Linked DNA regions of Mus musculus: region 2 is linked to region 1. Evidence: chromatin loops called from intact Hi-C (ENCODE). Cell type or tissue: heart. All regions are shown on one strand.

The links. Peaks named below come from ENCODE experiments on the same cell type or tissue, not always from the same donor. Only the 100,000 strongest peaks of a DNase experiment are listed, where the experiment ranks them.
Region 2: it touches region 1 in a loop (2.4-fold over the local background); 5 of 42 quality-filtered maps call a loop at or near these places.

What each region holds. Positions count from the first base shown.
Region 1 is chr12:112,602,101-112,610,100 of GRCm38, reverse strand. It overlaps Inf2 (inverted formin, FH2 and WH2 domain containing), which reads right to left. Exons shown (of 23, transcript NM_198411.2): 5 at 7,890-7,923; 6 at 6,879-7,020; 7 at 6,248-6,389; 8 at 5,239-6,087; 9 at 4,583-4,728; 10 at 4,246-4,307; 11 at 3,755-3,857; 12 at 3,043-3,128; 13 at 2,506-2,606; 14 at 1,702-1,772; 15 at 1,517-1,624; 16 at 1,183-1,253; 17 at 308-428. Among named protein-coding and RNA genes, the nearest start is that of Gm30048, 9.1 kb to the right of the region's middle. In heart, a CTCF peak has its summit at 4,141 (motif pointing right); a DNase peak (open chromatin) is centred at 4,150; H3K27ac peaks cover 963 bases.
Region 2 is chr12:112,501,431-112,509,430 of GRCm38, reverse strand. Tmem179 (transmembrane protein 179) reads left to right here. Exons shown (of 4, transcript NM_178915.3): 2 at 4,760-4,897; 3 at 6,111-6,189; 4 at 7,509-8,000. The coding sequence ends at 7,688. Among named protein-coding and RNA genes, the nearest start is that of Tmem179, 5.7 kb to the left of the region's middle. In heart, a CTCF peak has its summit at 3,681; no DNase peak of the experiment used is centred here; H3K4me3 peaks cover 851 bases; H3K27ac peaks cover 1,774 bases; H3K27me3 peaks cover 4,332 bases.

The DNA.
Region 1 (8,000 bases):
GTCACCATCAAGTGAGTCGCAAGCAAATGCTGGTGTGGCCCTAGGCACAGGACCCTTGGGCAGAGGTCTGCATGTAGAACAGGGTCTGTGGCATGCTGGGGGTTCCTGGGAGCCTCAGCCTAGGGCCAGGGAGCCCACAGAGGAGCCAGAGGAGCTGCTCTGCTGATTCGGGCTGTTGTCCGCTTGGCTTGGCCTGTGTTCACCAGCAAAGCTGCTCGTCCACCCACTGTTCTATCCATCCCTGCACATCCCAGGATCTGTGTTCCTCCACAGAATGTACTGGGAGGGCTATCTTCTGCCGGCTTACCTGGAGGCGCTCAGCGTACTGCTTCTGCACCTCAGGGATGGAAGCGGACACCTTCCGCTCCGCTTCTAGAAGCTTCTTCAGGTTGGCACTGGCCTCTGAGTGGATGATCTCCACGTTGATTCTGAAAGGCGCCGAGGGGCGAGATGGGTGGGGTCATCAGGCATCAGCGGACACACGGTCACAACGAGCCTGAACAGTCCCTGAGACTACGCAGGCCTCTTCAAACACCCCACTACGGGCCCTGGGTCACTCACACTTTTCACACTGCAGGTTCCAGGAGCTAGTCAGTCCTGAGGGGACCCTGTATGCTTAGGTGCCTGTTCTAGTGACACTCAACTCAGCCAGTCCTGTCAAGATGTTGGTCGGTCCCTCGTTGTAGAATAGGGCCTGTGTCATATTGGGCATAGCTGGGAGCCTTAGCAAAGCTGTTGGGCCCACTTCCATTCTTGCCTGATTAGCCCTAAGGCCTAGCAGCTACTGAACCCAAAGTTCCCGATGCAGTGGAGCACGGGAGCACAGACTTTGCCCCTGGGGTTCGCCTGCTTGCTGGGTGGTGAGACCCAAGCCACCACTCTCAAGCCTCAGCGCCTCATCTGCATCGTGAGCTGGCGTGACCTGGCTTATGCTGTGAGGAAAGTTCACTTTGTAGAGAGGCTGTGCCAGACAGTCGCCCCAACCCTTCTGGGCCTCATGTTCTGATCTAAGTCACACAGCTGACAGCTATAGCTGACACAGTCCTGACCCACCATAAGCGTCAGCATCTCTGGAGTGGTCCTGAGGCACAGGGCTATGCTTTAGCTGTTATCAGGCCCTGCTGTTCAGGAGGCTAGAATCAGTCTGAGCTGCTAAGGCACTGGGTTGGCAGGAACACCCACCCTGCAGCTTGAGAGGGTGGCTCCAGGTCCCGGGATAGCTGTAGGAGGTCCGGGTGGCTCTTCTCCACTTCCTGAAACACAGTGTACCAGTAAGATCCCTGTTGGTCCTGAGCCTGTCGTGAGTAGAACTCCCACCAGCCCTCTGACCCTCCTGGGGCCTCTACATCACGCTTGAGCCTGTCCCAACATGTATGGGGGTGGTGGTAGCTAAGGCCTGCTGAGGACAGGTAGTGTTGTGGCTCAGTCTCAAGAATAATAGGCCTGAGGACAGAGCAGAGATAGCCACAGGGAGCACCCCACCCCACCCCACCCAACTCGGTTCCCCAGAGGTCACCTCCAGCACGTGGTGCAGCAGCGTCACGCGACTCTGCTGGGACTTGGTCTCTGTGAGCTTCAGCAAGGTGCTAATCTTGAAACCATCTGCATCTCCCGTGTGGCTGCCCTGTGAGGGACAGGGAGTGAGGCACCCTGACTCTCAGGGTACGGTGGGAGGCAGGCCACAGGACAGCTCTGACTTACGTAGTTGAGGAAATTCCCGATTTTGAGGATCAGCTGACAGAAGACTGGCAACCGCTGGCTGGTGAGCAGGCCTAAGATGGATGAGCAGGGTTGAAGGAGGGCCCAAGGCCTCTGGGTATTGCCCAGGCCCATCCCAGCACCAGAAAGGAAACAAGGCCAGGGCTATGTGGGATTATGGTCCTTCACCATCCATAGGTGTAGGGACACCGGGGATACGTTCTGCAGTGTTCACGTCTGCTGGACCCTCAGCTTCAGCAGGTGTATGGCCATGACCAGGAACTTTGGGTGAGGACTCTGGGATGCTACAGGAACTCCTTCCAGTCTGTGGCACCCCCCCACCCCAAGTGCTCAGGACCCTGTCCCATGGGTGGCAGAGAGGACCTGCCCAGTGCAGTGGTTGAGATGGGAGTGGGGAGTCCCGTGCTGTGTTTGTGAGAGAAGTGAGCCCATCTGTGTCCCTGCACTGTGGCCAAGCAGGTTTCTCCCATTCTTTGTTCACAGAAGGCGGATATATGATTGTCAGTGTATGTATACCCTTGTGGCTCTGTGTGTCTGAGTGGCTGTATATGAATATATATGCACGCATGCTGTTCCTGTGGGTATGGAGTGTGTGCCCTCATTCAAGTGTGCAATGAGTTGAGTGTATAGGACCGAGTGTGTGTGTGTGTTAGCAGCAGAGGTGACTATGGGTTTCGGTGGCAAAGCTGGCACCTCACGTGGCCATTGTGACATGGCTCCAGCAGGGGCTGACACACGTGGAAGGCCCATCCCTCCCAGCCCCGTAGGCTTCTGGGCCCCACTCACTCTCGCAGGCAGTGAGCACCAGCTGGGCCTTGGGCCGCACCATGTCCAGGACGATGGCCGTTCCCTCACACAGCATCATGCACTCCACCCGCAGCGGGTAGCTGGTGCACAGGAGGGGGTTAGGGCCTGGAGGTTCCACCATGCTTGCCACTGGGAACATGCTCTGCCCTTGGTGGGTGGGCTGAGGGAGAGTCCCCATAGCCTGGGCTGAGAACATATACATTCCTAGGCCTGTGCCCAGGACAGAAGTCAGGCCCGGGCAACTTGGTAGCAGCCCAGGATGCCTGGAGCTTCTGAGGAAGTCTCTGGCCTCAGGGCATAAGAGGTCTCACCTCTGCTCTGAGAGGGGCTGAGAAGCAGGAGCAACGCTTAGGCGTCAGGCCAGATGACTCATTCCCAGTGCCCTAGGGACTCTGTTTCAGAGACAGCTGCCTTCCTGCCCTGCCTTCCTCCCTCACCCAAGCTCGGCTCCTGCCCTGCTCTCTCCACCTTTCCTTCCTCACGGGTTAAGCAGGATCCCAGGGCCACCATGCTCACCAGGGAATGTCCAGGAGCAGAACATAGAACTGGTCAGCATTGGACAACTTGGCTCGCTCCTCAGTGAACGCCCGTAGGTTCTCAATCTGCAGGAGGGCCACATGTAGGAACCAATCGTCTGCCCAACCGGCACCTGCCTGCCTCAGCTCCTCATGAAGAGCCATGGGGCTCCAGCCTTGGGTCTCCACCAGGGTGAGGTGGGTCAGGTCTGGGGCTCCAGCCTTGGGTCTCCACCAGGGTGAGGTGGGTCAGGTCTGGGGCTCCAGCCTTGGGTTTCCCCTGGGGTGAGGTGGGTCAGGTCTGGGGCTCCAGCCTTGGGTCTCCCCCGGGGTGAGGTGGGTCAGGTCTGGGGCTCCAGCCTTGGGCCTCCCCTGGGGTGAGGTGGGTCAGGTCTGGGGCTCCAGCCTTGGGTTTCCCCTGGGGTGAGGTGGGTCAGGTCTGGGGCTCCAGCCTTGGGTCTCCCCGGGGTGAGGTGGGTCAGGTCTGGGGCTCCAGCCTTGGGCCTCCCCTGGGGTGAGGTGGGTCAGGTCTGGGGCTCCAGCCTTGGGCCTCCCCCGGGGTGAGGTGGGTCAGGTCTGGGGCTCCAGCCTTGGGCCTCCCCCGGGGTGAGGTGGGTCAGGTCTGGGGCTCCAGCCTTGGGCCTCCCCTGGGGTGAGGTGGGTCAGGCCTTTGCTATCCCTGCTTCCTGGGGTTGATCAGGGCCCCGGCTCACCTCATGCTTCTCTGGAAGAAGCTTTAGAAGCTGTTTGAGGACCTCCACATCAAACTTGCTGGTGTCTCCAGCCTGGATCATGCTGGTGACTTCTTCATTGGAACTGGAGGGGGGGGGCAGGGGTGAAGAAGCAGGAAATTTCCCTGTCTCCTGCCATGCTTAGAGATGGGGGTGGCTGGTGGGCACCCGAGGCGCTACTGGAGGGACTCTTAGGTAAGGGTTTGGAAACTGGGAGGCAGGGCTGTCTTCCCTTGACTTGGCCACAGCTTGTCTATGGTCTATCAGTGATTTTCTGGGCATCGCTTGTACTCTGGCATGTAGGAATCTTAGATAAGACTATGGTAGCTACCCACAGCCTCCTGCCCTGGGGATGGAGCATGCATGGACCTGGCCGGCCTGCAGAGGGCACTGCTGGGCAGGGCTGGGATGCCGGGCAGAGCTGGCTGCTCGGCTGGGGCTGAGTTTGGCAGCAACACTACTCCCTCACTCACCATTTAAATTGCTTCAGGAAGATGTTGAGGTTCAGGCTCTTCTTGGAGTCCAGAAAAGTGACCTAGAAACCCCCATTTAGCTGGTATCTGGAGGGTGGGCAGAGGATGTCTCACACACACACACACAGACACACACATACATACACACAGACACACACAGAGACACACACACACAGACACACACATACATACATACACACAGACAGACACACACATATACACACAGACACACACAGACACACATACACACACACAGAGACATACACAGACACACACACATACTCTCACACACACACACAGGGAGGAGAGAGAGGTCAGGCCCTGTCATTAGTCTTACTTCTTTGGGCTCCTTCCTGGCGGGGGCAGCAGAGGGCTCCTTGGGCTTAGCCGTGGGGAAGGAGAACAGCTGCTCAATGCTGGAGAAGTCGGGCTCCACTGCGGCTGTGCAGGGGCTGCCCAGTGTGGCCCACATGGAGTTGCGCTCTGCGGGGCAGGCAAGGCTCTGCTGAAACCCATGCTTACTGCGGGCCTGGGGCTCCAGCTGGGCCAAGCGAGGCCTCTGAGGACTGAACAGGACGTGCATGGAGCCCAGCCGGGGTTGAATGCATCATCCACCCTCCACGCTATGTACACATGTGTGGGCACACACGTCCATGCTGGCAGGTGACCAGGTCTCTCCCTGCCTTGCCTTCTGTCGGTTTCAGCACCTAACACCTAGGCCACTGTGCAGAGAACCTTAGAGAGGGCAGGGCAGGGCCTATAGCAGCAGACACCTATGACCCACAGGGCTGTGTACTGGATGAGACTATATCCTCTGAGGTGGCCTTTAGTCCCATGTAAGACAGGTAGGAACGAAGCCTTGACAGGGCCTGGCTGCCTTGGCTAAGCAAAGGTAGGCGCAGGAACGGTGGACACTCGTAGGGAGAATGACCAGTATGTACCAGTATGTACCTACCCTCTTCAGAGGCTGGGCTGGAACAGGGAGGGGCTCACCTCGTGCCACATTGGATGGCAGCTTCTGCCAGTTCAGCTTCTTCATTCTCAGTGTGGGTGGATTCACTCTGCGGTGACTGGGGACCCAGGCTGAGCCCAGGCTGTGGTCGACCTGGGCCACAATGATCTCCTCCACACCACCCATCATGGAGGGGACAGAGAAACCAGGCAGGGGAGGAGGTGGAGGTATCTGGCCTGCTCTGGGTAGTGGGGGAGGGGGAGGAACTGGGCACATGCCAGGGAGTGGGGGTGGGGGCGGGGGCTGGGTCTTGTGGGAATCAGGCAGAGATGGAAGTGGCGGAGGGGGTGGGGGAGACACAGCCCCTGTACCTGGTAGGGGAGGTGGGGGTGGGGGTGGAGGGGGAGATATGGTCCCTGAGCCTGGCAGAGGGGGTGGCAAGGGGGGAGGGGGAGGAGGAGGGGGAGGGGGAGATGTGGTCCCTGAGCCTGGCAAAGGGGGAGGCAAAGGGGGAGGGGGAGGGGGAAGGGGAGATGTGGCCCCTGGGCCTGGCAGGGGGGGTGGGGTTGGAGGGAGCACAGGGGTGGAGCTGGAGAGTGGTGGGGTAGGTAGAGGTAAGGCTGTTATGCACTGCTCAAGGGCTACTGGCTGTGGCGCTATGTCAACACTGGAGCTCTGGATGCTGCCCACGTGTTGGCAGGGAGAAGCCACTACTGGCTGCTGGCCTTCCACTTTAGTTGTGGGAGTAGTAGTGTTTTGGGAGGAACTGCCCTGATTCTGGACTGAGTTGGTCTGGACACTCTTGTGGGCCTTGTCCAGGGGGCTTGGTCGGGGCCGCCCTTTGATGGACAGCAGTCGTTCAACCACCTCCTCCAGGGTGCAAGCCTGGGCTGCAGGAAGGAAGTGTGCAGAGTCAAGGGAGAGGGCCAGAGATGGAAACAAGGCAAAGGGTGGCCACCTCCCACATGGCCTCCCCACATAGCCAAAGACCTCGGGGTCTTCACGACGGGTTGTGCCCTGTGGCACGCCTCAGTCCTCCCAGCTTCTCACCATCACTGGCCAGGAGCACAGCCCGGTTCACCAGGTTTTCCAGGGCCTCCCAGAGCAGTTGGCCTGAGCGGCCAGCAGGCTCCAGGTGCATGAGACCCTGCAATACTGACAGCAGCTGGGCCGACGCTGGAGAACAGCTCACCTGAATTGACCAAAAGGGACAAATGGCTATCCTCTCATGTGCCAGGGGCATCCTGTCCTACAGCCCTGTCACTTCACTAAAGCCCTGGTGATGAATGACTCGGTGGCAGGATTACTGGTGGCACCGAGACATGCTATGAGACATTAAATGGCACCCCTGGTCTCTACCTATTACTGTCACCCTGAGATGACAGCTGCTGCATTCAATAACTGAGACTGAGGGGCCAGGAAGATTCAGTCTACTGAACCCTCCTTACCAGGCCACAGAGCTCTCTGAAGTCCCCAATAATGACCACCTAGCTGTGATGCAGGAAGGCATGGCCAACTCGGATAGCTTTGATCTTTGGAAGCTTTGTCCCGGGACCTGCATCAGAACCGCTTCCCCAGGACAACCCAGCCTCTGCCTTGTGGTACCAGCTCTGTGCCGCTGCCCCGGCCATCATTGGGTTGACCCAAGCAGAGGCCCTGGCCCTAGATAGCCAAGCCCCACCTTGTGGAACAGGGACGCAAAGACTTCCTGGTGGCTGTTCATGTTGATCCCATCGCTAATTCGCTGAAGTTCCTCCTCGTCCTCCGCTTTGGCCTCTTCGAAGGCTTCCAGCTGGATCAGCAGATCCGCATCCTCCAAGTCTCTAAGGGAGAAGGATAATTGGCTGAGCGGCTGTCCCACTGGAATCCCTACCCACAGATCCAGCCTGGGCACAGCCCACGTGAGCACACTGGACCTAGAAGGCCCAGGTCGACTGACTCTGTGGCCAGCCTGAGGCTCTGCAGCCTGAATGGCAGTTGGAGTGGTAATTCATGGGTCTGAGCCTCCCACCCTGCCAGGCTGCCCAGAGGATACCTGGGCATCTACAGGGATGGGGTAGGGTAGATTCTCATGATGGATGCAGAATGGGGTTGGGCCACCATGAAACATGAGAGGGGAGGGGATTAGCCTGAGTCAGATGTCAGGAGTATAAACTGGGAGCAGGTGCTGACACCACCACCTCTGCCTGTCCAATAACTGCCCCCCTCACTGTCCCCCTGGAGACAGGTCCCAGAGCTTTGCAACGGGGCTACTTCCACAATAGTGGAGTCAGTAAGGCTGCCCACGCTGATTTCCTGGAAGTAAAGAGCCCCCAGTGGGCTCTGACTTGACTATAGTCAGGACTGGGCTCCCAACTTTGGAGATGCCAGGGCCAGCAGACAGACGCCAGGCTGTGCTATACCAGAGCTCCAGAGCAAGGGGTGCAACCATCAGAAGTATGTACCACACTACAGCGACGACATGCTGCACATCCGAATCCCGAGTGAACAGGAAGCCCTGGGCTAACCTGCCCATATGGCTCCGACGGGCAATGCCCAGGAAGGCGTCTAGCCTGAGTCCTAGGTTCACTTCTGGAAGCAATCTCTCAGCACATCTGGAGATACTGCCTGGAGATCTGGGCCAGGTGGTGGGAACCCCAAGAAAGGACCGGGGAGAGAGCAGCTGGCAGAACCAGCCACAGCAGGGACTCACCGTAGCCGGGTCAGAATATCCAGCAGCTGTAGCCCTGGAATGGATGGATAGATGGATGGATGGGGTTAGAAAGTCTGGAGACTGCCTCTGACCTATCTCTGTCTCCAGTTC
Region 2 (8,000 bases), 100 kb after region 1:
TGGTCCTAAGAGCCTCCAGGTAATGTGGACCAAACTTGGCTGGGAGGATGAGACTCTTCCGTAGGACAGAGTCTTGTCCCTCCTGAGGAGCATTCCTTGACACCAGTCTTTCATTGTTCATATGAATTTGAGAGCTTTTGTCCACAAACTGGGAGTCACCTCACTGTGTGCAGATTGAGGCAGGAGGGAGCACCCTGAGACAGGTGACATGGCGGTGGTCAGTGGGAAGATAGCCTGATCTGACTCCTCTGGCCTTCGGGGCTTTCCTGTAGGAGAGGCAGCCTCATGGCGGACATGGTCTAGCCAGGTTGACCCAAGGGAAGTTCCCTAGGGAGGACCCATGTGTGTGGTCCGTGTATGGGACCACCAGAGGCTGGGGCACCAGGGGCCATGAAGAGCCCCTGCGCTTGCAGGTGGGGATCTTGTTTACACAGGGATGACTGTTCTGCACGAGTCAGGCTACAGACCCAGGCCGTACCAGCATCACGAGGCCTGCAGTTTCCAGCTACCCAGGGCTCCTTTGGGTGTTTGCCCTCCGGCGGAATGGTCCAGGCTGATTGTCTGCTATGCTAAATGGGCTCTGGCTGCCAAGGCATAGAGGTGCAGAGAGAACGATGCCTTCTATCACATACTCAGCCAAGACCTGTGGCAGGATTTAGGGGACTGTAGGTGACTTGACACATCATAACACTTGGAGGAGATCTAGCATAGTCTTGAGTCCACACTAGAGGCCAGGTCTGGGCACCGTCTCTTGTGGACCAACTGGAGTCTCTGAACCTGTGATCCAGTTCTTGATGCTCCACTGTTTCTAACCGTGAATGGCCTCTGCTCAGGCTTCTATAGACTAGCATGTGACTTTGTCTAGCTTCATCTTCTCCAGGGTCCTGCTTGGCTACCAGGCATTATTGGCAAGGGCCAGGTGGCTGCCTGGCTGCTGTCCTTCACCCTGTCCCCTATATGATCCAGGTGGCAGTGAGCCAACTGTGCCATCAGTGCTTACCAAAACCCACAGTGTGGGACTGGGGCACAGCTCTGCTGAGCTGCCCCATGCCGCAAATACCTATCACACCCAGGGACATGAGGCCAGTGCAGGCATACCTTAGTCTGTGTCTGCAGGCCAAGCATGGAGCCTGGAGTGTAGGAGTCACCACACAATGACAAGTGTCTGGACCATGAGGTTTATAATTCTGTGGCTGCACAGCTGGCCTTACTTTGACTGTTGACTCATAACCTGGTCTGCGGAGGTCAGCAAGGGGTCAGGTGGCCTATGGAAAACAGTGATGTCATCACAATTACCAGTCAGACTGCAGAGGCCAAGTGAGCAAGTGTCAGGCCATCAGAGGGGACTCGGGAGTCTCAAAGGGGCAGGGCAGGCATTTACAGTGAGATCATGTGGTAGACAAGGGCCTGCAGGGCCACTGGATATCCAGCCTGTGGAGGATGCCAGGCTTGCCAGCCCTGGGACTTACAGGGCTTATCTGGCTATGTTCCAGGCATTCTCATTCTCTGATTCTCAGATTAGGTGCCAACCCCGGAGGTCACTGAGGTGCTTTCCAATCAGTCCTAGGGCTACCCTGTAGCCTCTTCATGGACTCTCGTGGTTGGTGCTGAACATATGGGCCATATTCTACCATGTAGAGAGCATGTCTGTCATGCTAAGCGGGCTCTGGCTGCAGAGATATAGAGATGCAGAGAAGCAGAGTCCAGGGCAACATTGTAGAGGCGGGTGTACCATTTTGTGAATGATCCATGACACCTAGAGTTTCAGGGACATCCCTCAGGGAGATGGGAGGGCCCAGGTGAGCTGTATGCCTAAGGCTTTGCTCAAGAGCAGCTCTTCGGGTTGGGGTTGGTTAGCAGTCTGTGAGGGTCGGACTGAATAGTGAGCACTGGCTTAGCATAACCCATCTGCCTGCTCACACCTGTCGCTCAGCCTTCAAATTGCTCCCAGGGCTTCCCAGGATAGCTGTCGCCATGGAGACAGCACATCCAAGGCTGGGCACCCTGAGATGCAATGAGAGGAAGATGGGTTAACCCTGTGTGTGCTGTGCCTTTCCACCCACTCTCCTGTGTTGGCCTGTCCTTGGAGTGTGTGTTCAGGGACAGGGAGGAGTGGCATTCTAAACCCAGGAAACAGGATCCAGGTGTGGCTCTGGGCACATGAAGTTCTTCAAGGGTCTGGAAGGCCTAGCATATTATATTAAAAACAAACCCCCAAAAGTCAAACAAACAAACAAACAAACAAACAAACCCAACCAACCAACCAAACACAGACAAACAAAACAACAGTAACAAATCAAGAACTGGAGACGTCAGCCTGGCGGTGATCCAGCTTCGTGGGCTTTTCGCTAGGACCAGAGCTCCTGCATCTCAGATCTGCAGTCTCAAACTCACTTCAGGGATGTTGTCAGGAAGTGTCAGGCACTGAGGACACTGCTGGACAGGGACCTTGGAAAGATTGCAGGGGGCTGGCTGTCCAGCAGAGGGAGGGATAGATACCCCCTTCAAGGGGTTTTGTCCATAACCCCCAGTTCTCAGCTGTCCTGTGAGATGGATTTCTGTGCCTGGACAGTCCTGTGCCCTTGCCTCTGCCCATGGGGACTTGGGGGTGGCTGTCCTTGATCACCCTGTCTTCCTTGGTGGGGACAACATAGCCAGAGTGGGTGTGTGAGCATATATCAGTGTCTTACCTATTACAGCTGCAGGTGAGCTCACTGAGGGGCTGGGAGGCCAGTGGGCCCTTCTCAGTCCAGGTCTGTGCTGAGACAGTACAGGGTGGCCAGTGAGCACTCCAGGGTACATGGGCTCGAAGTTCACAGTCCCTCACCCACATAAGTCTTTCCAGTGATCCATGGGAGAAGCTCTGAGAACATGACTCAGAGGGAGAAAGTGAGGCTCAGATGAGCGGGTTTCATTTTCTGGCGTTTAGCTCATCCATCATGAAGGGAGGCAGGAGCCCAAGGTCGGGGCATGGAGCAGATACTGCAGCAAAGGCCATGGAGGAACACTATTTACTGGCTTGTTCCCCGGGGTTTGCTCAGTCTGCTTTTTTATACAACCCAGGATCACCTGCCCAGGGGTGGCACTGTCCAGAGCAGGCTGGGCTCCCCATATCAATCATCGATCAAGATTGCTCATAGATTTGCCCACAGGCCAGTTTGGTGGAGGCATCTTCTCAGTTAAGGTTCTCTCTTTCCAGATGGTCCGAGCTTGGGTCAAGCTACAGAAAAACTAACTACCACAGGACCACAGTGTCCTTGTCACCATTTCTGGCTAGGGGATCTAGGGATCGTGTGGGGAGGATCAGAAGGGACATGCCAGCCCGAGGCAGTCTCTGGAAGACCAGGAATATGTCCCCTTTTCCATTTCCCTGTCCCTATCTGGAGCAAAATGCATTGCATTCTTGTCTTCGTCCATGCTGGAAGAGGAAGGCACCGAGTCCCTGCTCCGGGCCACATAAAAGCAGTGGATATCAGGTCTTGCCCTGGTTCCTGTCAGCCTTGGGACAGAGGGTGGCTAAAGGGAAAGCCAGTATAGTTGTCAGGTGGGCAGGGCTAAGAGCTGCCATGAGTGACATTTGTGGCCACGGATGACAGACAGGCACAGTGTGGTGAGCTCAGTAGGTGATCTGTGGGCAGTGCATATAGCTGCTCACAGACAGGGCCAGCATCACACAGCACCCCCTGGGGGTTGTGTAGCTATAGCAGGATACCACTCCTCGACTGCCCTTCATGCCGTGACTACCCATGTCAGCCCCATGGTCACCAAGCTTTGTGGCTTCACAGGCAGCCCTGTGTGATCCCAGGGCAGCTGGGTATCACTTGTGGCGAGTTGGGGAGAGGTGACCTGAGTTACTCTTAGCTTATTCACCTTGAGTGTCAGGGTTACACCATTCCTGTGCCTCTGCCCTCCTTCTGTGTTCAGCACAGGGCTGCCGTAGGGTCAAGAGGGCTTGTGGAATGAATGCATAAGTGAACAAGGCCACCAGCAGTGCAAATGGCTGTTAAGTCATGGCAACCATTGTTTCGTGGCTGTTTGTTTTTAAGACCCATCTAACAGTTTCTCACCTTGAATCCACTTTTGTCACAACGTTTAGTATCTGAGTACAAATGACCTGGACCTGGTATCCATCCCACCACGGGCTGGAGGTGGGCAGGGTCCTTAATTGGCTGCTCTGTTCTCTGCTGTGGACCTCCCACAGTTTGGTGACCTTGGAGAGTATGGTGGGGTGAGAACTCCCACATGCTCTCTTTCTCTGAGGAGGGAAGTGGGGCTGGGTTAATGTGTGACCTGGATTCAGGCAGCAAAGGGCAAGGGAGACGGGTTTTCTCCTCTTGCTTGTACCCTTCTTTACATAGGGCTTAGAGGGCCTGGTGCTCACACCGTGGCATTTGGGATTTCTGTGTATTTGAGGGGACACGGATCCATAGCTGTGACATGGAGTGACTAAGTGAGTAGGTGGTCTTAGAAGGACTCATGATCTTGAGTTCTTGACTTGGCCCTGGTTCCCCGGTACATCAGTGGTGGCAAGTCCCCAACTCCCAGTCTGCGAGAGAACAAGATGGCAGCTCAACATCGGAACATTTGCAGGGATGGCAGCAGAGGAGATGGAAGCAGCCCTCTGAGCCCCATTCCATCCCATCAGGGCCCCAGGTGCTCACCAGAAAACCTGGACATCCCCCCTCCTGTTTCAAGGGGAGCTATTTGGGGTCAGACCTTGAGTGGCTCCTTCAGCATCCATCTCTTGACTCCACTGCAGCTCCTTCTTCTACGCCTTCCTGAACCTCCTGGTCAGTGCCTTTGTGGTCTTCCTGGTCTTCATTGCCAGCACCATCGTGAGTGTGGGCTTCACCATGTGGTGTGACACCATCACTGAGAAGGGCTCCACACCCCACAGGTATGCCTCACCCCTGCTTCATCAGCCACCTACAAGACCCACCTTTACCTGGGTCCCTATGTTTTTCTTCCTGAATCTGAGGCTTTGCCCACCTGTGCCCCACCCCTACACCTGTTGCCTTTTCCCTAAGACCCACCCACCTGCGCCCCACCCCCGCACCTGTTGCCATGCCCCTAAGACCCGCCCACCTGCGCCCCCCCCACACCTGTTGCCATGCCCCTAAGACCCGCCCACTCAATGTCAGGCACCTCTTTGGTCTAGTAGCCCTACAGCATTACACATGGAAGGTCCCTGTGGGCCGAGAGGCACCAGATGGGATCCTGCAGTTGACACCGCCTGGCACACTTGCTAGCCTTAGCTCGCTCTGAAGCTAACTCCACTGTGTCGCCATGATGTTAGTTTGTGGTTGGTGAGTGGAGATTGCCCTCATGGTGTCCCTGTGACACTTATGCAGGGACACAGTGCAATGTGCCTCAGGGGGCATCACATCCATCTCAGACTGGGAACTGCAGGACTGACTAGACAGAGCAGCTCATGACCCCGAGTGCCGGACAGACAGTGACAAGATAGTGCTCCGGGCCAGTCGTAAAGGTCTGCAGCTCCTCTTCTTTGAAGCCTGTCTTGCTCCACCCAGTGAGGGGCCAAAGCTGACCCCGAGTGGAGTTCCTAGAGGCATCTGTCCCTTTGGGTACTGGCCCCTCTGTCTTAGGGTTTTGACTGCTGCAATGGAACACCCCGGCCAACGCGTCTTGGGGAGGAAAGGGTTTATTCAGCTTACACTTCAATATCACAGTTCCTCATCAAAGAAAGTCAAGACATGAACACAGCAGGGCAGGGACCTGGAGGCAGGACCTGAGGCAGAAGCCACTGGAGGGGTGCTGCTTACTGGCTTGCTCCTCTAGATCTGCTCAGCCAGGGGTGGCCACGCCCACAATGGGTGGGGCTATTTCCCACCAATCACTAAGTAAGAAAATGTCTTACAGGCTTGTCTGCAGCCTGGAAGCATTTTCTCAATTGAGGTTCCTGCCTCTCGACTTTAGCTTGTATCAGGTTGATCTAAGACGCCACTCAGTGGTTAGGGGAAGTATTCTCTGCATCCTAGCTCTGCTGCCTTTTGACTTGGGGGCTCAGGGGCTCGGGGCCTGGGGGGCTCGGGGGCTTGGGGGCTCAGGGGCTCACAAGTCACCAGCCACTTGGCTTCGTGCTATTTTAGCTGCGAGGAGTTCCAGGAAACGGACTTGGAGCTGAACGTCGACAACTCTGCCTTCTACCATCAGTTTGCTATCGCCCAGGTAGGCGGGGTCTCGGGCAGGTAGGCGGGGTCTGTCTCTGGCCGGAAGGGAATGGCTCTGTTGGGGTGAGGGGTGAGACCTCGACAGATAGAACAGACTCCCGGATCCCAGATAAGGAAACAGACTCAGATACGGTGGGGCCATGCCGGGGAGGTGCAGGCTGTGGAGCAAGAGATTTCCTAGGAGAGGTTAGGAGAGTGGGGTCTCTGAGCAAGACTTGTGTCAGGGGTTGGGAGATAGGGGAGTCAGCAAAGGCAGACATGAGGAGCGACCTCAGGGGCCAGAGAATGGAAAGTGCTGGGTGGCTGAGAGGGAAGGGGGTTGGGGAATGGGAGATGGCAGATTGTGCTGGAAATGGGGCCTAGGGTCTGTGGTTGCTAGTGGGACAGAGTCTGGTCTGGTTCCATTCAGGGAATGCTGGAGGGTCCCTGAGCCACTTGCTACCGTGAAATGCGGTGTCTGTCCTAGGGAGATCCCAGCCTCACCTTGCTCTACCTTGCATGTGACTTTGGGGACCTCGAGGGCCCTGGGAAAGCTTTAGGATTTTCCTGTCTCTGGACTTTGCGTTTGTACCTCAAGCAGAGGTGGTGCAGGGTAGAGACACCTAGGTGGGGGGAATGGACACCTGTCCCTTCCCACACTGCCTGTGGCTTTCATCCTCCGTGACACCCTCCCATGCTCCATGCTGGCTTCTGGAGGCTCTGGTTTGTCAAACACTAGGCTGAGATGGTCCCTGTCACTGTCAACGCCTTTGGAAGTCCAAAAGTTCTTTGCAGAAATGAGCTGAAACGGTCAAAGAGACCTTCACGCCAACGTTAGCCTAAGATGCTTTAGGACTAATTTGGACCAATTAGACAGAGGCATGCGCAATCTGAAGACCAGCACGCTCAAATGAGAATTGGTTTGATGCTGTGCAGACCTGGAGTTGATTACATTGTTTCTCCTTCAGCTGTTTGGAAACAGCAGATAAAGGTCAATTTATTCCTCTGACTAGAGGGGCTCCCTGATCTATAGGCATTCCTTAGAGCCCAGAGTAGTGGGGGAGGGGAGAGCTCCGCCCAGGGCCTGCTCCTCCATAATGGCCAAGCCCCCAAGGCTCTGCACAAAGCTGGGTTCTTGTGACTATAGGACATAATGATCACTGCAGAGAATAAGCCAAATGTGGGTGTGCATGGGCTCTCAGGTCCCTGCTGCCCGCCTGCCTGCTCTTGCCTTAATGTTCCCTTCCCTTTCCCACAGAGCTAGAGCGAGGAGGTGGGTACTGAGCACACTGGGCAATGAGCCACACTCCCCCTGACACTTCTCTGCCTTCCATGCAGTTTGGACTGTGGGCCTCCTGGCTGGCCTGGCTGGCGATCACCACTCTGGCTTTCCTGAAGGTTTATCACAACTACCGCCAGGAGGACCTGTTGGACAGCCTGGTTCACGAGAAGGAGCTTCTGCTAGCCAGGCCTACCTCCCGCACCTCCTTCCAGGGGGAGAAGAGTGCTGTCATCTAGGCTGTGCAAGGGTGGCCCCCTTTCCTGAGGCCTGCATGGGGAGGGGGCGCTGGGGACCCATCCAGGCTGGCCAACACAGCTCTGCATGTGTCTCTTGGCCCCGCCCACCGTGAGCAGGGCACCTGAGTTCCCATGGAGAGCCTGACAGTGATGGGGCAGAGATCCAGAGACTTGGGGAGGGGGTGACTTCCAGCTTCCAGTCCTGGCCTTTGACGCATACTCCTTCACCCGTGTGACCCTTTGTCTATATATGTGCATGCATGTGAGCATGTGTGTGGATGGGGGTGTGAGTGCAGAACCGAGGTGCCGTCG